3 separate regions of the Mus musculus genome follow, and all the other regions are linked to region 3. Evidence: chromatin loops called from intact Hi-C (ENCODE). Cell type or tissue: heart. All regions are shown on one strand. Each heading gives the region's core, and the rest is flanking DNA. Links, peaks and the distances in the headings are about the cores only. Region 1 overlaps Mturn (maturin, neural progenitor differentiation regulator homolog (Xenopus)). Region 2 overlaps 9130019P16Rik (RIKEN cDNA 9130019P16 gene). Region 3 holds the start of Plekha8 (pleckstrin homology domain containing, family A (phosphoinositide binding specific) member 8).

The links. A loop is a pair of places that touch in the nucleus more often than their neighbours do. Peaks named below come from ENCODE experiments on the same cell type or tissue, not always from the same donor. Only the 100,000 strongest peaks of a DNase experiment are listed, where the experiment ranks them.
Region 1: a loop joins it to region 3, with 2.3 times the contacts of the local background. A loop is called at or near these places in 15 of 42 quality-filtered maps.
Region 2: a loop joins it to region 3, with 2.5 times the contacts of the local background. A loop is called at or near these places in 2 of 42 quality-filtered maps.

What each region holds. Positions count from the first base shown.
Region 1 is chr6:54,695,657-54,703,669 of GRCm38, forward strand. Mturn (maturin, neural progenitor differentiation regulator homolog (Xenopus)) reads left to right here. Exons shown (of 3, transcript NM_001289740.1): 3 at 3,324-8,013. The coding sequence ends at 3,434. It overlaps LOC115490354 (a long non-coding RNA gene), which reads left to right. Exons shown (of 2, transcript XR_003956309.1): 2 at 1-2,583. Among named protein-coding and RNA genes, the nearest start is that of Mturn, 18 kb to the left of the region's middle. In heart, for the core only: no CTCF peak of the experiment used is centred there; a DNase peak (open chromatin) is centred at 3,995; H3K4me3 peaks cover 1,363 bases; H3K27ac peaks cover 776 bases; H3K27me3 peaks cover 362 bases.
Region 2 is chr6:54,387,677-54,395,689 of GRCm38, forward strand. All of the region lies in intron 3 of 9130019P16Rik (RIKEN cDNA 9130019P16 gene), which reads right to left. Among named protein-coding and RNA genes, the nearest start is that of Wipf3, 38 kb to the right of the region's middle. In heart, for the core only: a CTCF peak has its summit at 4,254 (motif pointing right); no DNase peak of the experiment used is centred there.
Region 3 is chr6:54,590,134-54,598,146 of GRCm38, forward strand. Plekha8 (pleckstrin homology domain containing, family A (phosphoinositide binding specific) member 8) reads left to right here and starts at 4,978. Exons shown (of 14, transcript NM_001164361.1): 1 at 4,978-5,338. The coding sequence starts at 5,299. It overlaps Fkbp14 (FK506 binding protein 14), which reads right to left and starts at 3,041. Exons shown (of 4, transcript NM_153573.2): 1 at 2,714-3,041. The coding sequence starts at 2,910. In heart, for the core only: a CTCF peak has its summit at 5,052; a DNase peak (open chromatin) is centred at 5,078; H3K4me3 peaks cover 1,930 bases; H3K27ac peaks cover 1,446 bases.

The DNA of each region.
Region 1 (8,013 bases), core at 2,436-4,935, 100 kb after region 3:
CCCCTGTGCCCATATGTTCGAGGCTCTTCCCCACTTTCTCCTCTATAAGTTTCAGTGTCTCTGGTTTTATGTGGAGTTCCTTGATCCACTTAGACTTGAGCTTTGTACAAGGAGATAAGAATGGATTGATTCTCATTCTTCTATTTGCAAAACACATGAAACTCAAGAAAAAGGAAGACCAAAGTGTGGCTACTTCGATCCTTCATAGAAGGGGGAACAAAAAACCCATGGAAGGAGTTACAGAGACAAGTTTGGAGCAGAGACTGAAGGAATGGTCATCCAGAGACTGCCCCACCTGGGGATCCATCCCATATACAACCACCAAACCCAGACACTATTGTGGATGCCAATGAGAACTTGCCGATAGGAGCTTGATATAGCTGTCTCCTGAGAGGCTCTGACAGTGCCTGACAATTACAGAAGTGGATGCTCACAGCCATCCATTGGACAGAGTACAGGATCCCCAATGAAGTAGCTAGAGAAAGTACCCAAGGAGCTGAAATGGTTTGCAGCCCCATTGGAGGAACAACAATATGAACTAACCAGTACCCCCAGAGCTCCTTGGGACTAAACCACAAATCAAAGAAAATGCATGGTGGGACTCATGGCTCTAGTTGCATATGTAGCAGAGGATGGCCTAGTTGGTCATCAATGGGAGGAGAGGCCCTTGGTTGAGTGAAGGTTCTCTGCCCCAGTGTAGGGGAATGCCAGGGCCAGGAAGCAGGAGTGGGTGGGAGAATGGGGACTATGGGGAGAGAGGAGGGGATAGGGGTTTTCGGAGGGGAAACCAGGAAAGGGCATAACATTTGAAATGTAAATAAAGAAAATATCTAATAAAAAAAGAAGAGGAAAAAAGAGTAAGGTATGAAGTGGGGCAAGGGGAGAGGTGTGGTTAGTCAACTAGCCTGCTGGATCTACTTCAGCAATGATTGCTGAGTCCATGAGAGGGGATTGAGAGCTTCTTATGGCTTGGGTTGGGGTTGAGTAACCCATGTCCCCTGAGGAAGAATCATTATAGATATGTGTATTTACAAACATGCCTCAGCTGTACTATTCTTACCCATGAATGTCATGGCTAACTAAACTATCAAAACCCAGCATTCCAAGTGGCCAGTTGCCACCTCAGATTAAATTGGATGGATGTTGGATTGACTGTTCTGTAGTTAGTGGCATTCCGCTCTACAGAGTGGTCTTGTGTCTTCCTCTTGGGGTGCTCAGGTGATGTTGAGGCTCCTAGTGCTGCGAAAGCATCCTCGCTTTGTTAGACACTTCCCCTCGCTCGACTGTGGGAGCTGGTGTCAGCAACTCTCCAAATAAAAGCCGACCACCAGCTTAGCAGCTGTCTCCTTTCATTGTGACTAGCCATCTTCTCTCCCAGGAAGCAGATTCTGTCCTGTATCCCATTAGAATATGGGAAGGAGACAGTAAGTAGTGAGACAACGGGGCTTCTCTTTTCTTCCGAAGATGCATGAGATTGGTGTGCAGGGCTGGAAAAGCTCTCGCTGTCCTTTCCCGAGTGAGCAGTAACTTTCTGAGCTGTTGGCCGCCGTGAGCTCTATGGAAGCAGCATGCATCTGCACTTGGCTGTGGCCATCTTTACTTGTGACGGTTAATGCCTCACAGATGCCTTTGCCCTGCGTGCTTTCCTGGGAGTCTGGGACCGAGAGCTCTAGAACTTAGGAATTAGGCATTGTCTTAGTTGGGACATCTGGTTTACTGTCCCGTCCCCCGCACCCCCTCCCGTTTGAGCCACAGGGAGAGTGGAGGAGGGGTGGCAGGGCTTTAGAGAAGCCACATGAGGAGTAAACAGGGTTGGAATGTCTCTTGGTCACTCTTGACTCCATCATCCCGTACAGAAGTCCAGGAGCAATGAAGGCCATGGTGTTCTGCCAGCTCACAAGTTTTGGGTCATATTGATTGTGAGTGATTAGTACTATTCAGTGTCTAATGGAAGACCAATGTCACTAAAAACTGTTGTCATGGGGCTGGAGAGATGATGGCTTAGCAGCTAGGGGTGCTTGTTCTTCTAGAGGACCTGAGTTTGATTCCCAGCACTCACTGCATGTAACGCTAGCCCCACCCACAAGATCTGCCTCTGACTGCCAAGGGCACCAGTACTCACATGAGCACACCAAAGACGCAGACATGCACACGTATACAAAATTGAAATATATTCACCTTAAATTTGTTGTGCTTCCCTGATCATAGTCATAGAACATCATAGAAGGCTTGTGGAACATAGATGAAATGGAGGCTGGGGAAATGATTTAGAGCTCCTTCGGGGGACTCAGGTTTGATCCCCAGAACTCACCAACATCCTTAACTCCAATGTCAGGGGATCTGATGCCCTCTCTAACCTCTGTGGGCACTGTGCATGCACAAAGTGCACATACACACTAGCAAAATATTCATATACATAAAATACACATTTATGTATATTATACATATACATAAAATACATATTTATACATATAAAATAAATGGAAAAATATTTAAAGATGAAATGGAAAGAAGTTGTTTACAGTCCCAGTTTTATAGAAATCCTTTACATCACACACACACACACACACACACACACACACACACACACAAGATTGTAGCACCTGCTGCCAAGTCTGATGACCCTAGTTCTGCCTCTGGGCATCACATGATGGAATGAGAAAACAAACACCTGTGCATTGTCCTGTGACCACATATATGATGTGACATGCATGCAAACACACAAACCAAATGTAAAATTTTAAAAGAAAACTCAACATTTGAATATATTTAATTGCAGTTCTTTTTCTATGTGCATCCATATGAATTTTGAGACAAACTATATCATAATTGACTATTTTTACATTTTATACTCATCTTATATCATTAAGTAATTTTAAGATTCAGTTTTAAGTCTACGTATGATGTTATCTTACTAACATGCCATAAAATTTAACCCTTTGCTACTCATCATATGTCTATGTGCCACTTATCATAAATAACTGCAAGTGTTGCGGGGTGGGTGGGGGAGGAATTTAGCAGAGGATTGATTTGGGGACATAGGCAATGCTTGTGGTGTGACTCACCAACACCGTGGGAGAGGCATGCACATCTACCACATGTGTGGTTTGCGGGGGCGTGCCTCCCCAAGGTCGCCAGTGGAATCAACAGACCATGAAGACTCAGTGTGTTCCCTGTTAAATTTGTAACTGCCCAGGTGGGGGAGGTGAGTCCAGGGTTGCACTCGCAGTGCTAAGCAGGTGAATTTGGGTGTGTGACGCCTTTGGGCTTCTGCCTGCAATGCTTACAGCTGCTGCTTTTCTTGTCCAATTTCTTCTCTCCAGTTGCTGGGGCTTCCAGACGCAGATGACGACGCGTTTGAAGAGTACAGTGCGGATGTGGAGGAGGAGGAGCCAGAGGCGGACCACCCGCAAATGGGGGTCAGTCAGCAGTAAACTCCTAGGTCACCTTGCAGAAGGGGAGTAAGCCCTGTGCACCCCATGGGGTCCGGTCCTCCGGACAGAGTTCGGTGCTCCTGGGGTAGCCCTTTTGCATTAGCACTTCAAAACAGGACATCCCGCTCCTGGCATCAGAATGAAAATGAAATACCCTTTAAATGACCACACAATATCTGTGACGAGGTTTGCTCGGCAGTGACCGGAATTGCCGCCCCACCTTGGTGGGGTCTCTATGGAGATGTCTTGGTAGCTTTTGCCCCTTTGAAGTTAGAGTCCGTCCGTGTTGTGGCTGCCTGTTCCCTCTCGAGTTTATGTTGGAGGATTAATGTTTCCTGACTGGAATGTAGAGAACTCTGAATGTATTAAGGATGTGTTCTGAGTCCTCACAGGTGACCTTGCTGAGGAAAAGCATGACGGAGGAGAAACGCAGCCTGCACTGTTTGTGTACCTTTTAAGTGTCCGTAAGTGAAAGGCTTCGCTTAGAAAGCATGAGTTTTCATATCTAGTCATGCGCATGCGCATGAGCAAGCGCAGAGGGTGAGGGCGGCTGAGGCTCCTTCAGGGAGTTCACCACTGTCTGCGTTGGTTCCCCGGGCGCGCAGCCGCCAGCCACTGGTCAGTGTAGATGCTTCCTGGGTGTTTGATAGTTTTTTTAAAGCATGCTGCTTCCAAAGCCGCTTTTAAATTCTAATAGTGGAAAGTGTAGATGGGGTGAAAGATGTAAACGATTGGTTTCTTGACACTGTCTATAAGCCTGCATATGAAACAGTAACCTTTTCTCTTTATGACGAGACGGCAGCTTACTTAATCGTGAGAACAGCCCGGATCTGAGCAAGTGCCCCTTAAGCTTTGAAGCCATAGGTAAATCTAACAGGAAAAGAAACTAGGATAGAAATATTAATAAAATGAAATCATTTGCTTTCCTAATCTTTTATTCTTTAGAGAATGTCAAGAGGGGCTCCCAGTGAGTTAATTTATTTAAAATTATAATTAATTACTCTAGGGGACCTACTTGCAGTGAAATTTTTAAAGGGACCTGAAAGTAAGAATCTTAATTACGAGATCGCTTGGGTTGCAAGAGGGTGAGTTAATGATCAGGACACACAGACAACTCCCAGGCGTGACTGCTCTCATCATTAGCCAGTAAGTACTTAGCAAGATATTCTCTGATGCCACTGTGAGACCCTTCCACGCGTGTCTCAGGTTCTCATAACTTAGGGTGCAAGTGTCCCTTGACAGTGCTTGACTGCTCTGTGCATCGAGTGTGGGCGTGTTTCAAACGCACACCCACACCACTTATGTTGCTGGTATTTTAAATTTAAAAAAGAAGGAGATGATGAAGAAGAAGGAGATGTCCACGACCACTTGCGCTGACAGGAGCTTGTGTGGATGGCCAGCGTGTATGGGCATTCTCTGTTTAATGCAGGGGCAGTTCGAAGAGTCCCATGCTCCTTGGTGTATTGTAGATTTCAGCTGCTGGGTGATGTCACACACTGGTTTCCATCTGTGCTTTTGTACCTGTGTGTTTTATTGTCTGGAAGAAACTTACTAATACCAAGCCAAGTGAGTTCTCTTGAAGTAGCCCATTAGCAATGTCACACTGAGTGCTCCTTCCAGGGTGCAAGGTCCAGCCTTTGAGTCCTGCCCATCGCCCCACTTTGTGAGCATACAGCAGGGAGAGTGAGCTCTCTGTCTTGTAGGTACTGTCCAGGGCAGGTAACCTTCTTTTACATATGGTTGGTCACACAAATATATGGCTTTTATGGCTAAATGAGGATGCCTGAGCAGTTTGCTCCATTCTGAGGTAACCTGCAATTTTATACACAGAGGCTTCAAATCTAAATTTACATGTGTTTGAACATTAATATAAGATGAATTTTTATCAAAAATGTATTTAAACTTTGACCAGATATACTCGGTGTTATCACATTAATGTTCTCTATTTGTACAAGTTGAGCTAAGACCCCCTCCTAGTGGTGCAGCGGGCTGCTAAAAACTCTCCTCTTCTGCCCAGGGGTGAGGAAGAGAGAATATCCCTGGATGTGGTTGATTTCCACGGCAAACCCCAGAGGCATCCACACATCCATCGTCCTTGCCAGCCTCCTTCCCTCTGCTGTTGTGTGTGTCCCTTCCAGGGTGGGCCTGTGCGCACACCCGAGCCTACCCGTTCCACAGTGAGACAGATGTGACCCCTCCCAGCCTGCGGAGGCAGGCATTCTAGTGGCAGCCATAGCATGGGGGAAGGGTCTTTGGGAGTTAGGAGAGACACTTGCCTTTGACTGCAGGACTCTGATAAGTCATGTGACTTCTCTATGAAACAGGGCGATTTACTCTTCTAGCTTTGAACACTATCCTAATGCAGCTGCGTAGGAAAGGAAGTGTGTGTTCAGAAGAGCAACAGCCCAGGACACGGAGGGACATGGGAAAGAGATACTTTGTAATTTTGCCAAAGATGGTGTCTTTAAGATGCTGGCCATGCAGCTACTTTAGAATATGGTGGCCAGCAGATATCCAGATCCCTGGAGCCTGGGGTGGGCTCTATCCCAGGCAACTGATGAGATTCTGTCACTTTGAGAGGTGGGTAAGCAGAGGTCCCAGAAGATGGCTTGTCTCGGTTGAATGTCAGTGTCAGGCAGAGCCGCTCCTCGCCCCACTATGCTGAAGGGTTTGGAAGTGGTATGCAGGGAACCCAAGAGGGGAGACTAGTGTGAAGACTAGCTGGAGGGGAATGGCAGTGAACACTTTGCTTGTCCTATCACTCAGGAAAGTGACAGTGAAGGCTTGGTAGGTAGCAGACAGAGACAGTGAGAGCAAACATACAGGGAAGGACTGATGGCATGCTGACCGATGTGACCAGCTGAAATCTGAACTAGCCACTGACAGCACTCAAGAGGCGGATCCTATCACTGAGTGATCCACGGAGACATTTTCCTCCTATCTGTCAGGTTACTTTCCTCTGCCTGGTGATGGCACTGAGCCAAGCAGTCTTCAGACATCGAAGAACAGAGCCAGGGCGCAGCGTGAGGCCCAGTGCAGTGCCTAGCATCACTAGGGTTCAGTCAGACCGAAGGGTCCACTTGGGACTCCTGGGCTCTCTGCAGCACAGGGTACATTCTGTGTTTCCATGACCAGAGCACAAACTGTCTGCTACGTGAGGAAATTGTCCTTCATGCTAATGCCTGAACTAGGTTTTCAGTGCGCTTAAGTCAGACTGGGTCTGGGGCTACCACCCCTGCTCAGTATAGGCAGAACTGTTCTGTAGCACAATGCATGTCTCTGAATATTGTTTCGGTTTCTTCTCCGAGCACAAAACGTATGTTCAGGGTGTCGTGATCCCAGACTGGAACTTTTAGTTGTTGCATGTTAAAACTCACCAGTTGGGAAACAGTTGAATCAAATCTGGTTTTTTTTTCCAGTGAGAGGAACGTAGGGATGGGCAAGACTTAATGTGTGTTGGGAGCAGGTGGACAGGTGCAGTGAAGAGTTAGGTCTCCATCCATCCGAGTTGTAAACAAAGCACATAGCCCACCCACACTTACCTTCTGGGACACAGGACGACTTGTGTCCTTGGCTGTCTCTAGAGAATTGGTTGCTTAGAGGATGCTGGTAATGGCTCTGTGACTTTCATGATGCCCCCTGCCAAGCCAGAGGCACAGCAAGTGTCCTGCACACCTGGTGGAATTCCTCCCCTTAAAAATAAAATCAGCCGCTTGCCAGGGGAGCTCGCCTTCAAGAGTACTGGCTCAAGGGGCTGTGACAACAGAGTGTGGGCCATACCTGCTCTCTCCTCCACTGGTGCTCTGGTGTCAGTGAAACTCAGGTGGGGGCTCTTGTCTCTGGAACAAACCTTGAGGGAGATGCCATGCATGGCTTCTTGCATCCTCTCCAGAGATGCATAAAATGTATTTACATTAGAAACACTCCTCCTTCATACAAACCAAGTCACTTTGGTTTGATGGTAGCTAGCGAGATGTGAGAAGCTGAGGTCTTTTAGGTTTCGTACAGAGTAGGTTTTGTACAGAGTAGCTGTAAAACTTGCTGGGACGCTGGCAGCCTGTGGTCCACGGCCATGACCTGGAGCATTTCCTGTTAGAAACCCCATTCACCACACTGCAGGCTGAGAGGTTCCGAGCAGTCAAAGGTGTGTCCCAAGCTACATAGGAATTCACGTCCAGTTTGATTAGGACTGTGTTCAAGTCGTCTGGTATTGGGGGAAAGCTGACAGTGTGCGCTTCATAAACAACCTTTCCCTGGGCTTTCCTTTTTGTATCTCAAGGTTCTACCTTAACCAGAACCTTTTGAACTGGCAGAGACCAACGCTCTATACACATGCCAGCTGTCTAAAAGGCACTAAAATAAATATTCAGTGCTGGGCAAATCCGAACCCAGCTTTCAGACCAGTGCTTATTTGTGTACAAGTGAGATTTCTCCAGAGAAGCAAATCAGAAGGAACAAAAGCAAGGGACTTTGTTGTTTGTTTCTGTTTTTTATTTTTATTTTTAGACAGTGAGTTTTTCCTGTGTGATGTGTGTGCTTTCTTTGAGTCTGTATTTCCTTTCAGAGAGCTCTCTTGTAA
Region 2 (8,013 bases), core at 2,855-5,354, 200 kb before region 3:
CACCATCTAGTTTCCAATGCCTACATCCTGTTTGTGGGATCTAATCGGCATTCACAACATAACAGGCGGTAAGACACGAAAATAGAGGGATCTGCTAGCTTGTGTTTTCAGCTTCCTGATTTCTGCCTTACAGAATATACAGTAAGTTGAAGGAGGAACAGGGGAAAGACTTAGGAGGCAGAAGGATGGTCTTGCAAGTCTGATGACCCGAGTTGGGTCTCAGAATCCATGTAAAAATCCAGATGCAGGGGCTGAAGCCTATGTTCCCTGCACTACCGAAGTGAGAGGGAGGCAGGGGCGGGAGAATTGGCTGGCTGCTCAAAAAGCACAGAAAGCTCTGAGTAACCGAATGTCTGGAGGCAAACTCCAAGAACTGTCTAACCCCACTGCAAAGGGAAGCTCAAGGGGCCAAGCCAGCCACAGAGCAATGGGCAGAATGAATTAAAAGGTTTAGGCCAGTAGCTTATAACTAGGCAATTCAGTCTTTTTCTAATGCAGAGAAACAACTGCACATACAAATTGAGATGTCAGTTTCATATTGCTTGCAACACACACACACACTAAACATTAAGAGAATCAGAGTGTTGCTGATAAAATAAAGGTGGAAAAAACTTTCTCAGGGAGTTCAGTGAAGCCTTCAACTGGAGGAGTGCAGAGTCCCAGAAGGACCTCCAGGGACACATGGTTCAGTGAAACAAAGTGATTTTACAATGTACAGTGTGGTGATGCTCACTGAAGAAAAGAACACCTTCAATGCAGGAAGGACTTTATGGGCTACAAGCCAGCTACTCGGAAGGACTAACCAGGGGAACTGCCCACTGGTCCACACCCCTTCCTAGGCTCTTAGACTCACAAACATATTAAGGATGTGAAAGGCCAGGGTAGGGAGAAGAGTTCTAAAACATCACTGGAAGAAATTTCCGGAGACAGGAGCATGCCTATTATCCACTGCTGAGCACCAGAATGGCCTTGACCTGTTGCATGCTCTCTAATCAATGAGAGGTCAGAGCTAATGACAAGCTAACTTAACTTACAACCAGGAGCTTGGAGTGAAAAAAAAAAATCCAGGAAAATAATTTCTTTGTGGATGAGTCGGGGAGCCCTCCTGCACTGAAATGAGCCTGTTAAGCTCTCGGAGTGGACGTGGGAGAGGAGGACACAGATTTCCTTTGACCAGAAGAGCCACATCGAAGATAAATCTGGGGAACAGAGCCTTTGAAGTCCTGGCCAAGAGGAGCTACCTGCAAGGGCAGTGATCTGGTTGCAGCGGGGAACCAAGAATGGAACCCATTGTCTGCAGGCAGCAGCAACACCAGCACTGAGGGCAAGTGAACTAGGGTGTGTCTGCTGGTTAAGGCCTCTATCACAAAGGGCCCCAAACTGTGCAATGTAAAACAAGAAATGTGTTTCACAGATGTGGAAGCTAGGAGGCCCAGATCAGAGTGTGAGGAGGGCCTGCCTCTATGAGGAATTTTTCCAGACCTCTTTCAAATGCCTGCCAGCTGCCCACAAACCCAGGTGTCTGCTCACTTGTAACTAAATGACTGTCTTTTCACATGGCCTTCCTCCTGGCGCTCTCCTCTGCGTACCAATGCCTGTGTTCTTAGGAATATCACTCATTGGGTATAGGGCCTATCCTAATCCAAGAAGACTTCCCTTTTAGCTTAATTACATCTGCAAAGATCTTGTTACCAAATAATGTCACATCCTAAGATACTGGGCTCTAGAGCTTCCACCTATCTTTGGAGGAAAGAGAATTGAACCCACAACACAGGGAGAATGAGGACACGCAGGAGAAGAGCCATCTGTAACTAGTGTGAGAATACAAGGTCACCATGGTGACCACTGTAATTCTGTCATCTCTCTTCCTTCCTCCTGCCCTGGGCTTGGGAAGCCAAGTCAGCAAGGGGAAGCAAGCTAGGAAGGGAGGGAGCAGGTCAATAGCCACACAGCAGACCCCAAAGCAGATGGCTAGCAGGCTGTAGGTGGAATTTCAGGCCAATGAGATATACTATAAGAAAAGGAGGAGGAGGAGGAGGAGGAGGAGCCGGGCATGGTGGCACATACCTTTAATCCCAGCACTTGGGAGGCAGAGGCAGGCAGGTTTCTGAGTTGGAAGCCAGGCTGGTCTACAGAGTGAGTTCCAGGACAACCAGGGTTACACAGAGAAACTCTGTCTCAAAAAACAAAAACAAGAAAGGAGGAGGAGGAGGAGGAGAAGGAGATGGAGAGAAGAAGAAGAAGAAGAAGAAGAAGAAGAAGAAGAAGAAGAAGAAGAAGAAGAAGAAGAAGAAGAAAGTAGCCAATACCTTAGTACTCTGGACTTCACATGCATACAATTGTGAAAGCACACACAAGTGTAAATGTATACACACATACACACAGGCATAAACACAGGCATACATAAAGAATAGAATGGTGAACTCATGTGTGTGCCTCTTACCTGGCTTTAATGATTAAAAATTCATGGCTCATCATATTTTTATTAATAAGCACAATGACCTAAATTCAATCCCCCAAAATCACATGCAAAAGTCAGATGTGATGGCATGCACACATGTGTAACCCAAGTGCTAGGGAGATGGAGCAGTGGCTCTCTATGCTCACTGGCCAGCCAGCCTGCCTAATTGGCAAACTCTAGACCAATGAGAAACACTGCTTCAAAAAGAAAGAGGGGGGAAGAAGGAAGAGAGAGGGGGAGGAAGAAAAAAGACAAAAAGAAAAGAAAAAAAGAACTGGATAGTGCCTGAAGGACAATTCCTGAGGTTGTCCTCTGGCCTCCACATGCACCTGCATGCACGCACGCATGCATGAGTGTGCACACACACATGCATACACAGAGAGAGAGAAAGACAGACAGACAGACGAACAGATGGACAGACAGACGAGGAAGGAGCATTCTTTTAAGTGCTGAGTTGAATAGTGACTCGGGAACAGAACATTTCAGAAGAGGGAGAGCTAATATCAAAAGCCTCAACATAGAGCCAGATTCTGCAGATGTATAGAAAGCAGAGATGAATGCATGAAATAAATAGAAGTTTCTAGAGTAACACTAGGACAGTGCTATCATTCGTGTCTCTATTTAGCCCTTTTTATTTTCGCTATCTCACGCTAGCTTCAAACTCCCTTTGTCAAGAAGAATGACATTGAACGTCTGATTCTCCATCTGGGTGTCGGGATTACAAGCCTGTGTCGCCATACCCCAGTTTATGCAATGCCAAGGTTCAAACCCAGAGCCTTGTGCATTCTGGGCAAACGCTGTACCACCTGAGCTATAGCCCAGCTCTCATGTGGGTATTTAGTGTGCCCAGATGGGTCACTGGCAGGGTGGGAGGGAGTCAGGCGCTGAGACCGAGCTATTTGATGTTCAGTGAATGTGTCCTCCTTGCTGTGAGTTGTGGCTGGAGTGGAACTGTCATCAAACACATGAAGCCCCTTCTGGATCTCCCAGGGATGACCAGCACTGCAAACCATGATGCTTAGTGGTCAGTTGTTTCTCCCGGATGCTCTGAACTCCTTAAACTGTCTCCTCCCGCCCACATGCTGAGGTATTTGGTGGAGTAACCTTGGTGTCAACCTCTGAACTCTGGATTTGTGGCCCTAGCAAGAGATTTGTTCCATTAAGAGTGCAGATGGCTGCTCCTCACTACACACTAAATTCACAAGCACCTTTTGTTGAAGTTAGGCCCAGTTCTTCCTCTGAGCCCCACGTCCCCAGAAATGACTCAAACTCAAAATACATTTACAAATGCCTTGAACGTATAGCTAGGCTCTACTCTGACTAGATATAACTTAAAATATCCCACTTATTTTAACCTACATTCTGTCACAGGCCTGCCTACCTGCGCTCAGATACCATGCCTCCATCTCTTCACATCTTCCCAGGCCAACCTCCCCGTGCCTGGGTCTATTCTAGAATTCTTTCTCCTCCCAGATATCCACCTTATATTTCCCGCCTAAGCCATAGGCCATAGCCTTTTTAATTGGAAAGGTGATGCAGCCATGCAATACACAAGATATTCTCTTTCCAGCCCCTCATCTCACATATATCTGCATGGTAGCTGCCGCCCAATGAATAAAACCAATATAAAAGACTTGCTTCAAGTGCAGAAACACAGATTCCTACACAGAAAAATCTTGGGAATATTTGCAAAGGCATACATGCTATTTGTTCTCATAGATTTTAAAATTATTACTGCCATTTAAGGTGTTTTCCTTAATATTACCAGAAAAATATATTCCATACAAGTGGCAGCAGAGGGCGCTCGTCTTACAGGTTAGTTTTCATGTGCGCTCTGGAAAACACTTGCTAAAAATGCCTGTGGATGTTAAGCTAATGGCTTCAGGATTAGACAATGGAAGAGGAAATAAATGATAGATGATGGTAAATGATAGATATATGATACATAGATAGATTATAGACAGACAGATGATAGTATACATGCATACATACATACATACATACATACATACACAGACAGATATTGTTCCCCTGAGTAATTTTCCCTCCCTCCCATCCCCAGCACTCCAATTTCTCATTTCATTGTAGAAACGCTCCATTTTTAACTGAGAAGGCTCAGTACAGCCGCCAATTCCTCCGATGCACATGCTTTCTCCTGGGATCCCTTCCGGAGGCTGCAGCCACTCTTGGAGCATGCCCCTTGCAGGAGGAAGCTCTTCCTAAAATAACAGTAGCTCCCTATGAACAGGAATCCAAGCACTCTGTTTTAGTCAGGGTATCTCTTGCTGTGACAAGACAAAATGTCCAAAAGTAACTTGACGAGGAAAGGATTTATTTGGCTTACACCCACACCATTGTTCACCACTGAAGAAAGCAAGGACAGGAGCTCAATCAAGTCAGGAATCTAGAGACAGGAGGTGATGTAGCAGGCCTCTCACAGAACCAAGCCTCAGCTGTTCTCCATGACGCCTACATGCCTTCAAAACCAATACTATATGGGTGGCTCTGACAGTTTCTAGTTCAGGCTGCCCATGTGAGGAACCATCTTGGTCATCTGTGGAACACAGCTTCTGTGTGCTGACTCTCAGGAAACACTTCTCAGAAGATTTCACCTCAGGGAAGCTGCTGCAGCCTCTTCTTCTTCTTCTTCTTCTTCTTCTTCTTCTTCTTCTTCTTCTTCTTCTTCTTCTTCTTCTTCTTCTTCCTTCTTCTTCTTCTTCTTCTTCTTCTTCTTCTTCTTCTTCTTCTTCTTCTTCTTCTTTCTCCTCCTCCTCCTCCTTCTTCTTCTCTCTCTCTCCTCCTCCTCCTTCTCTCTCTCTCCTCCTCCTCCTTCTCTCTCTCTCTCTCCTCCTCCTCCTTCTCTCTCTCTCTCCTCCTCCTCCTTCTCTCTCTCTCTCCTCCTCCTCCTCCTCCTCCCCCCCTCTAATACTGTCTTATTCACTTTACATCCCAGTCTTCATCATCACCACTAATTTCTTAGCTCCAGCAACCCGCATCAATTGTCCCAGTAACTCAAAGGTTTAACCACAGTGATACTGGTCTCTTACTAATCACAACTAACTTTTCAGCTGTGATAGTCATCAAATAACTCTCAAACTTCCATGTAGAATGTCACATGCCAGGCCTTTGCACTTCTCTCTACACCATTTTCTTCCAAGCTCCTAAACTTCCAAGCTCACCAAGCTTTGAACACTAAATGAATTTTCTCTCCCAAAGTTCCAAAGTCCTTCCACAATCCTCTCCAAACCAACATGATCAGGTCTGTCACAGCAACACTCCACTCCTGCCATAGGCGTGCCCACCTTGGGGTGAGCCACCCTCAAAGCAATCGAGTCTATAGAGAATGGGGACACAACTCAACATCTCCATGGCTGCACAAAAATCCCTAAGCCAAATGGACCCAGAAAGGCCTCTTCTCAGTCCCAGATCTATAGAAGTGGAGAGGTAATAAGTGTGTATCCTTGAGGCACTGGGTGTGGGGTACCTGACAACTCAGTCTTGACCAGGGGGCAATAGAAACTAATCCTCTTTTCATGGCTCCTGACAGCACAGTTGACACAGCTGTCTGTGGTGTCACACACCTGTGATGAAAGCTTTCCAGTGGCTCATCAATTTTAGCATAAACCTCAAGTCCTTCCCCAAATAATCAGCCTTGGAAACACAGCCTTGGAAACATGGATATGTTTGCCGGACAAAGTACAGCATAGCTGGGGAAACTTGAATCTCTCCGAAGCAACAAATAGTCTATAGAGTTGTGCAGTATATGGGACATACTGACACTAAAATTATGTCTTGGCACATACAGATTCTGTTGTTTATCTGAAATTCCTATTTAACAGGGCCATTGTGTGCTTTTCGTTACTAAGTCTGGCAACCCTGCAGATGTGAGCTGCTTTCTCTCCGCTCCCACACATTCCCAGCTGGATCGGTGACACTCCCTTGGTTAGCTCCCTGCCCTCCAACTCTGAAATCAGCCCTAGAAAGTCTGTGCTGACTCCTCGGTCTCTGCCACTTAGGATGGAGCAGATTTGCTTGCTGCAAGCTCCTCTCCAATCCTGTGACCCCTGTCCAACACCACAGTGCGATTCCTTATTCATGGCAGACACATCCCAAGATGCCTGCGAATGCCTGCAACTAAATGATCTTTATATACCATGATTTTCCTATATACATAAGACTTGATAACGGTGAGCATATGGATTAGGAGGTATTTAACACATCAACAAGTAATAAAATAGAACAAGAATATGGTAATAAAATCCATACGAATGTTCTCTCTGTGTGGTAGTTAGTTAAAGATTCACTTCTTCTGGTTGGAGGTCACTGTAGGTAGATGAGACTACAGTAAGCAATCCTTAGATAGATGAGACTACAGTATTGTTTTGTTCTCTTCTCTCCTAGATCCAGAAGTTATACCCCAGACAGCCTCCAATCCCAAGCCATTTTGTGATGATTCACGATTACATTTGTGGAAAGCTACTCACTGGCCCAAGATGTGTCCTATATGTAACTCACAAGCCTTCATATATGCTCGAAGGAAGGATCATCAGGCTGCCACAAATGGTGGCTGCCTTCCAAAGTTTTACATCTCACACACCGATTCAACCCACAGCAGCCCTGACCTCAGGTGGTCTTTTTATATCACAAGTCCATAACAGACGACGCAAATAGGTCAGCAATGTTCGACAGTAATCTATCCTTCTAGACCATGTACATCTCAAGGTTGAGTAAGCTGTGGGGAGCAAGCTAGAAAACAATGCTCCTACCTAGTCTCTGTCTCAGCCTATGTCCCTATGTCCCCAGGTTCCTGCTTGAGTGACTGCCCTGACTTTGCTTCATAACGAATTCCAAGATGAAATAAACTCTTTACTCCCCGGGTCATTTTTGGCCATGGCATTTAACACAGAAACGGAAACCTAACTAGAACAAGCATTCGCTCTAATATCATGCCATTTTTGCAAGGGTACCATCCCGTGAGGGGGCAGAGATACAAGGCCTCTGCATTCCAGATAAAGCTATGTCCTGAACACGAATCTCTTTGTGTTATGGCACGTGCTTTAGCAGTTTGTCAAGATCAGCCCATGTGTGGTTTACCTCCTTATTGAGAAATGTGGATTTGCACATTAGAGCACTGTATCTATTTGACTTGCCAACCTCCCATGAGGAAGGAGAGTAAGACAGTCAGGCAATGGAAGCCACCAAGCTTTGCTCCAGCTGTGTCACCAGCATCTGCAGTGTGCCTATCATTTCAGGTCAGACAATCACACCTGTCACCCTGGCAAGGAAACACAGCACAGCTAACACTTAGTTCCATGGTTAGGGTCCAGCCCTTGCCATAAAGTAAGCAAGCACCTGTGTCCCAATCTACTTCCATCCTTGGCTAGAGTGCCTAGGTTTTGTATATATATACATATATACATACATACATATACACATGCATACACACATACATACATATATATCCCCAAAGCACCTCCCTCACATCATGGACTTCTTTTCTTTTCTGAGGGCAGGGAAGATAGCTACTAATTCCAGAAAGTGCTGTCTATAAT
Region 3 (8,013 bases), core at 3,723-6,222:
TGAGTTCCAGTCCTGACTTCCTTTGGTGATGAACAGCAGCATGGAAGTGTAAGTCGAATAAACCCTTTCCTCCCCAACTTGCTTCTTGGTCATGATGTTTGTGCAGGAATAGAAACCCTGACTAAGACAATAGGTATTCTTGGAAAATTGTCCCCAGGATTTGGTCCTCTGTCCTTCAAACCACAAGGAGGGCAAATCCACAGTAGTTGCACATAACCTACTGTATACATTATACCATCTTTAGATTGCACAGACTATAATGTAAATGCATATGAATAGTTGTTATACTGGCTAATGGCAATACAAACTCTCCACGTGTTCAATAACTATATATTGTTTTCAAATATTCTGGATCTATAGTTGTTTTGGATCGAGAGACATAGAACCTGCAGACAGGGGGTCAACTATTCCAGTATTCGCCCTTGTAGCGAGAAAATGACGTGACGTGTACTAGTATTTGACTTCAGATATACCTAACCCCTAAGTTCAAATTATTAATGATAAAGTCATACTTTCCCAGGAAGGCAACAGACCAAGGAAAAACTCAGGGAATGTCTTGAGCTTGAGAAAGAAGATAAAAAGCTAGAAGTATTGCTAATGCCTGATGGTCCACTTGCACCCAGACATAGAGACAAGGCTATCTCGTTCCCTGTCTACAAGCCTTCTTGAAGTACAGTTTACTGGTGGTTCTGATGCACGCAAAGGCTGTTTTCATCCTACATCTCCACTTACACTCAGGCCCTCTCCAAAGATCTACTATGGGGCCACTCAGAAAATCCTGGAGTGCAGCTCCTCAAGTTCCAGAGAGGAAAGGAATGGCCTAGGTGTCCAGGCATCCTGAGAGACTGGGATAGTTTAACCACTGGAGATCTGAGGATGCCCAGGCAGTTAAGTCCTTTCAATGGGAGAGTGTCCTATTTCAGGATAATTCTTAGGTTGAAGAAAACATCCTTGGGCTAAGTATATGAGTACAATGGTTAACAAAATCTGGGTAAATGTTATTTTTGTTTTGTTTTTCCAGGCAGGTTTTCTCTGTGTAGTCCTAGCTGTCCTAGAACTTTAAAGACCAGGCTGGCCTCAAACTCTGGGATCTACCTGCCTCTGCCTCCCAAGTGCTGGCGTTAAAGGCATGCACCACCACTGCCCAGTCACTCCTTCTTTTACTGCACAGGCCCTCATAGGAGGCAAAAAGAACAGAGAAGCAGCAATCATTCCCACTAACTACATTTGGCTGCATTTCTTATTACAGCTAAACTAGTTATCACACAGATGATGACTCTGGCAACACAAAACACTCCTTGCAGACGTCTTTAATGAAGTCTCTTCATTTTCATTATATTCCATTAGACATGCCTAAGATTTTACAGGAAGGCTGCACACAACAGTCCCTTCACCAAGTACCACAACACAAGCAGTAAACTGCTACAAAGTGTCTGCACAGGTTTTTGGCCCTTGGCTGGAAAAGAACTTAGACTAGCTATGAAAGGGATCAGACCAAAAGCAAGAATGTAACTGAGACTCTGAAGTGCAATGCCACAGTATTGGTTACTATCCACTGTGCACCGAGGACAAAGCTCTGACAAACTCTTCTTGAAATCTTTCACCAGAGCAGTGTGTGGAGGACTGTCATTCACTACCCTTAAGTCTCACAGAGACCATGTCTCACAGCAGTTTATTAAAACAAATGGCAGGATCTCAATTGAGCGGAAGCTTCAGACTTAGCTCATGCCATTCCCACATCTGCAAAATCTTCTCCCCTTCCTGTTCCGCCTTGATAATTTCCACCCCTGACGTTCAAGGCTGTTGTGTTCCGAACTCCTTCTTTATCCTCCCTGATCAGCACAATGGACCACAGGCTGCCATCCCTTCTCAGTGGACATTCTGTACTCTCCATAAACAGAGCCCTTTCCTGTGTTTTCCCTCTCTGCATCTCCAGGCAGAGGTGTGGCTTCCCGGGCTGAATGAATGAATGGATGCAGATGACTAGAAGGTGAACTTTCTGACCGGCCCTAAGGAGGTGCTGGTTAAATACTTTCTGAATGGAAATCATCACACTTGGTAACATTATCTGCCAAATCTTTGTTTATAAAAAAGAAAAGCGAGTGTAAAACATCTGGAAATCCTTCTACTTTTTACTTCTATAACCACACCTTTGCCATGGATGAAGCCTGACTTTCTAGAAGGAATGACTTTCTGTCATCCTGTGCTTTGGCCAAAATGCCACCTGCCAAGAAGTTAAACAGGTCGCTTGAAACAGTTATTTGTGTATCTTTTAGAAGCAGGCAAATAGATGATTGTGCATTTTGCTGTTGAAGAAAAATGACACATCTTAACATTTTTTTTTTGCACAATTAAAAGGGGAATCGGATATTTTACCTATGGAATGGAGTTCAAGACAGAAAAATCTGTTAAGCCTTTTCTATTGGCTGCTTAATTATAACCTAAGTATTTCTGTAAAACCTCAAATACTCTAGATATAATTTTATATAGAATAAAATGATAATGAAATTAATTTGTCAAGACTCCATGTATCCAGGAATTTCTTTCATGGTCTTGACCTATAGAACGGGTTTGACAATTTTCTTTCTCCAAAGGGAAACAGGTATTTCAGTTTTTTGTTTCAGTTTGTAGAGGTAAAGGAACTGTTAGCTTCACAGGCTAGTGTGAATGGGTGGGCCCTTTATCACTCTGCCTGCAAGGCGTAATTACTTACGTGGAATGAAACAGGGAGCCGTCCTTTTCTAAATAGCCTTCGTAGTGGACCAACATCAGATCCCCTCCCTTGGTCTTGCGATGGCAGATGAATGGCTTCTGGAGAACTTCGATTTTCACTTCTGGCTCAGGAATCAGAGCTCCGCTCAGAACCGTGACCCACAGTGCCAAGATAGCGTTCCACAAGAAAAACCTCATGTTACCAAAGCAGAGGAAAGGCCCCCGACTTCATAGAGTTAAAAATGTGCCAAAAGCGGAGACAGCTTAGGCCAAGCAAGTTCAGGACTCCCCCAACAGACACACTCCCAGGAAGACGTGGCACTTTTTCTAACAATTTTCACACAGACAGCGAACTCACAATAAAGAGTTAAAGCCCCATCCAAACATGATTGGTTCTAATAAGGCAGCTTCTAGGGAAAGGCGTCCTTCCACTGGCTGGCGCTGCTGTCCCTCAGGCGCCTCCCAGCCAATGGCGCCGAAAAAAATGTAGTGGTTCTGTGTGCTGTTGGGCCCTGGGCTCGGATGTGCCCCTTCGGAACAGTCCTAGAGCCCGCTGATTAGGAAATTCTCCCACCTCGGGAAGGCAGCTGGATCCAGGCTAACATCCTCGGGGGTGGGAGATGGGGGAAGGGTTGTTTCAGTGAAGTATTCCAGCTGCGGAGTCTGGAGCCAGGTGACACTCGGGTTTTTGGAAAGACCAGACACTGAGAAGCAGCCTTCTTCAAGATGCCACAAATAAAGGCTCAGAACTATGGTTACTAATTTAGAACAGAAACTCTAAGGACCTACTAGGATGCTTTAAGGTTCGCAAAGCACACTCTGGTGCAAGATCCTCACTAACTTAACGTGGCTATTCCCACCCACCCACTCCCCCCCCCCCCCCCATTTAGACAGTGTCTTAGGGTTTCCATTCTTGGGTTAAAGCATCATGACTAATAGCAAGTTGGGGAGGAAAGGATTTTTACCTATTACACTTCTATATCATAGTCCATTATCCAGGGAAGGCAGGGTAGGAACTCAAAACAGTAATCAGGAAGCAAGAGCTGATGTAGAGAGGCCATAGAGGAGTGCTGCTTACTGGCTTGCTCAGCCTGCTTTTTTTTTTTTTTTTTAATAGCACCTAGGATCACCTGACCAAGGGTGGCACCACTCTCAGTGAACTGGACCCTTCCACATCAATCAGTATTTAAGAAAAAGCAGTAGAGACTTGCCTACAGGTAAATCTTATGGTTCGGAGATCCTCGTTCCAAATTACTCTAGCCTGCATCAAGTTGCAAAAAACTAGCCCGGAGAGAAGCTAGTTTAAAAAAAAAATTAGGTTAGAAGTTAGTGCCCTGCTTAAGTTCACTTGGCCGAAAAGAATTGGCACTCCACCTTAAGACTTGGCTTGATTTCATTCTACAAACATCGCTGTCAATGAGTGACTGCTAATAATTCGTCACTTATGTGACCTTGGTGGTGAGTAGATAATACTTAAGGACGGAGAGAGAGAGAGAGAGAGAGAGAGAGAGAGAGAGAGCACTTGTTTTAACAATTATACAGCTTAAAGTTCTAAACGGCTGCCCTCATTTCAGATGTAGTCCATTGCTGCAATCTGAGAAGAAACTAGAAATCACCAAAAGAGATTAAAACAACAACAAAACACAAACAAAACAACAACAAAAACAGGGCATTGAGGTGTGCAGTCAGGCAAATAACCAACTAAGTGATATATTATTTATTAAACCTGTCAACCTTACACTAAGGGAAAAAATGCCTGCACTTTAGCCCTTGAGAGCATATTTCTATAACACTAACATTTGGTTGTGTTGTGCTTCTTCTCAACATTCACCTTCCATCTAACCTGTGATAGACACTTTTCTTGGATAAAAATCCTGACAACAGTGCATTTTCATACTTTCATGTACTTAGAAATTCCCCTTGGAGAGCTTGTAAAAGTGCCGATTTTTAATCCAAAAGGTCTGGAACCCCCGAGAGATTTTTTTTTTTTTTTTAACAGAAGCCCAGGTGAAGTCAATGTCTGCGGTCCAGAGACCAAGCTTCCAGTCAAGAGGCCGGCAGTTTGAACAGCGCCTTACACAGAAGTGCATCCGGAAACTACAGACTAGCCTCATCCGAGGATTCCGGGTCTCAGCCCGCATCCTCCTCCACTGACAAACTTGTCATTAAAAGCTGGATCCCTGGAGCCTAGACCCCCATGGGTGACCTGCCACCCGCGTGCGCATCGGAGCCCCGCCCACCGGTCAGCCCCTCCGCGCAGTGGCCAAACCCTGGCGTGGATTTGGTAGCGTGCGCACAGCGCAGTGAGCATGCGCGAGCGCGCCGGGGCGGGCGCTGTGGGCTCAGTGGCCGCAGGAAGGCGCCCGCGACCGCCGCCACAGGGGCCGCGCCTCCCGCGCCTCCCTCGCCTCTCTCTGGCGGCCGCTCTGCGGCGTCCACACCGACTGCGCCAGGCGCAGGCGCAGCCCCCGGGACCCGGAGCTGGTGCTCCCAGGCTGTCGCGGTGACCCCGCCCCCGGGCCCAGGATGTGAGGCCGGCCCGGCGTCCCCGCGGCGGGCCGGGGCGACGAGGGGCCCGCGGGTGCCATGGAGGGCGTGCTGTACAAGTGGACCAACTACCTGAGCGGTGAGTGCCGGCTTCCGTGGGTGCGGTGCGCCAGGCGGCACCCTCCGCCGGCTCGCGGCCCGGATGGAGAGTTGGGTACCGGGTGAAGCCGGCAGCCTGGGTCCGCTGCGGGGTCCACCTCAATCTCGCGAATTGGGTGGGGGGCGGCCTCGCTTGGGCCGCGCAGCCCAGCTGCAGGGTGCCGAGTGCCACCAACCCCTGGATTCCAGAGTCTCCACGCAGTCGATCTCCCTAGGCACCTTCAGGGTCATCCCCCTGCCGACCGAGGTAGTGGAACTCTAGCACCGCAGCCCTAAGCCCTGAAGTGTACGCTGGCGATCGGCCTTTTCTCTCCGAACATTTCTTTTGTTTCAGAACTCTGTCATAAAAATGAATGCAGATATTAACAACGGTGTCCTTGTCTTGCCCAGCACAATGGCTTAAAATAGCACCCTGCCCCCTTTCTAGCTCTTGGAAGCACTTTCCAACTATCCAGAAGTTAGAACTATTCCTCAGCTTTGAAGATGATTCTCAACGAACATTATTTTCATCCAAGCAGCCAGTATTTTATAAGTACTATGCTATATGAACAGTGCTGGGTGCGTTTTAAAGTTAAACTTTTTTGTTAGGGAAAATGGGTTAACATTTAACGTGTCAGTGGGGATGCAGAAACTAGAAATCTTACCAACTAGAGCTAGGGTTTCCCCATCCTTTGGTGGGGCAGTTCTGTAGTAAGGACAGGTGTGTATGGCTTGTGAAGATCTGGCAGAGTAACTTTGAGGAAGTCACAGCCCAGTACAGGCAGAAGTACACCTGTCAGCATGTACCTGGAATCTCCAAGTAGTATAGTAGTTAGCACAGTTAATTCATTTTTTTTAAAATCTCTACCCGAGGGTCTGATGAGAAGGTTTTCCTTAAGACCTGGCCTTCACTTCAAGGATCTCCACTGATGTCAGCAGAGAGATTAGGTTATACAGGAAGAACTCAAAGCTGGCCTGCAGGTCCTTGAATACTGGAAGCCGATTAGCATGTTGTTTAAGAGAAGGCTTGACGGTGCCATTCTCCCAATGCTGTCCTAAATGCTGAGAAGTAGGTGTGTATCTTAATTGTAAACCCTTGAGTCAACTTCACCCTTTACTGTCCTCCTCTGAACCCTAGCCCGGACACACACAAATCACTTTCTTCTCCTGCCCCACCTTAATCATTTCCGTCTTCCTTTCCCTCCCCTTTCTGTGTGGAAACTTTTGGTAGTAAAATGCCCTCTCCCCACAGTCTTCTGTATCCTTCATTGCACCAACATTTTTCTAGCTGTCTCTGTGGATCTATCTTCTGTGATGCCCCTGCCATCTGTTTGATGGTAAGAGTCAACTCTTTTCTTCCCTAAGTAAGAACGGACAGTACTGTTGAGTGGCTTCTGGGCAAAGCCCTAAAGGCATTGGAGCCTTCGCTGCTTTTCCTTTGGCTTGTGTGTCACTCACTGTTCCATGAAGGCTGAAGGCTGTCACACCGCTGACTACTTTTCTGGATAGACTACTCTGCTTAAAATTGAGGGTCGGTTGGCACATTGGCTTTCATTCAACACGGCCTTACTTTGGAAGAGAATGGCACTAGCTTAGGAAGATCACATGGGTTCCCTCTGCTCTCCTTTGCTGTCGGAGAGTGAATGATGAACTTAGATGGAAAGCCTTTGCCTTTAGAATAATATTTTCCGAGTTCTCTGAGAATGTCGCACAGCTCCTTTTGCTCATGTTCATCCCTCTTCCCATAGCCACCCTTTCCACCCTCACTCCCTACTCACCTTGAAGTCGTCCTCCTGCTCCTCCTCTTTCTCCTCCATCTCCTGCAGCTAATGATGCTCAGAGACTCTTGGGAGTGGGGCCCGCTAAGGATCATACCATTAAAGAAAACTGGCACTTGCTCTCCCAGCAACTATCAGCTGCCAGGAGTTCCTCAGCCAGTGCTGGGATTTCATACCTCCCTCCCTCCCTCCCCGATGCTGGGATTGTGTCTGGCTTGAGCTTGCACAAGTCCTCTGCAGGTTGTCACAAACACTGAGTGCATATTTGCAACTGTGTTGTTATGTCCAGAAAACACTTGTTTCCTTGATGTTTTCTAGCATCTCTGGATCTTACAGTCTTTTCGCTTACCCTTCCACTAAGATCCCAGGGCCTTAGGAATAGGGGGTGATATGTTTATTCCATTTTGGACTGAGCACTCTGTGATCTCTTACTTCCCACACCTTCACTAGTTGAGGGTCTCTGGGTTAATTGACATCTATAGTGATGAGAAGTATTAAGTATTAAGCAATGCACTGATGTGTAAGTATGGAGATAATTCATTAGAAGCTGATTTAGTGCTATAGCGTTTGGTTTAGCTGAATAGCAGTATTAGGTAATAGTATTAGGTTCTCCTTTTGGACTCTTGGCCCTGCTAACAGTACCAGGAATGGGTTCCATTTCATTGAGCAGGCTTTAGATCCAGTCAGGAATAGTTAGTTATGCCCGGAACATTCATGCCACTGTTGTACCAGTGAGGGCATATTACCAAGCCAGTTATTGTAGCTTGTAGAAGTCACACTGAGTGATACTGATGATTGCTTTTTCTCTGCTGGTGTGCTCGGTAGCTTCCAGTGCTAGGAAAGCTAGCCAGTGGGGCTGAGGTGAGCACCAGTTCGATAACCCTGTGTTCTGTGGCTC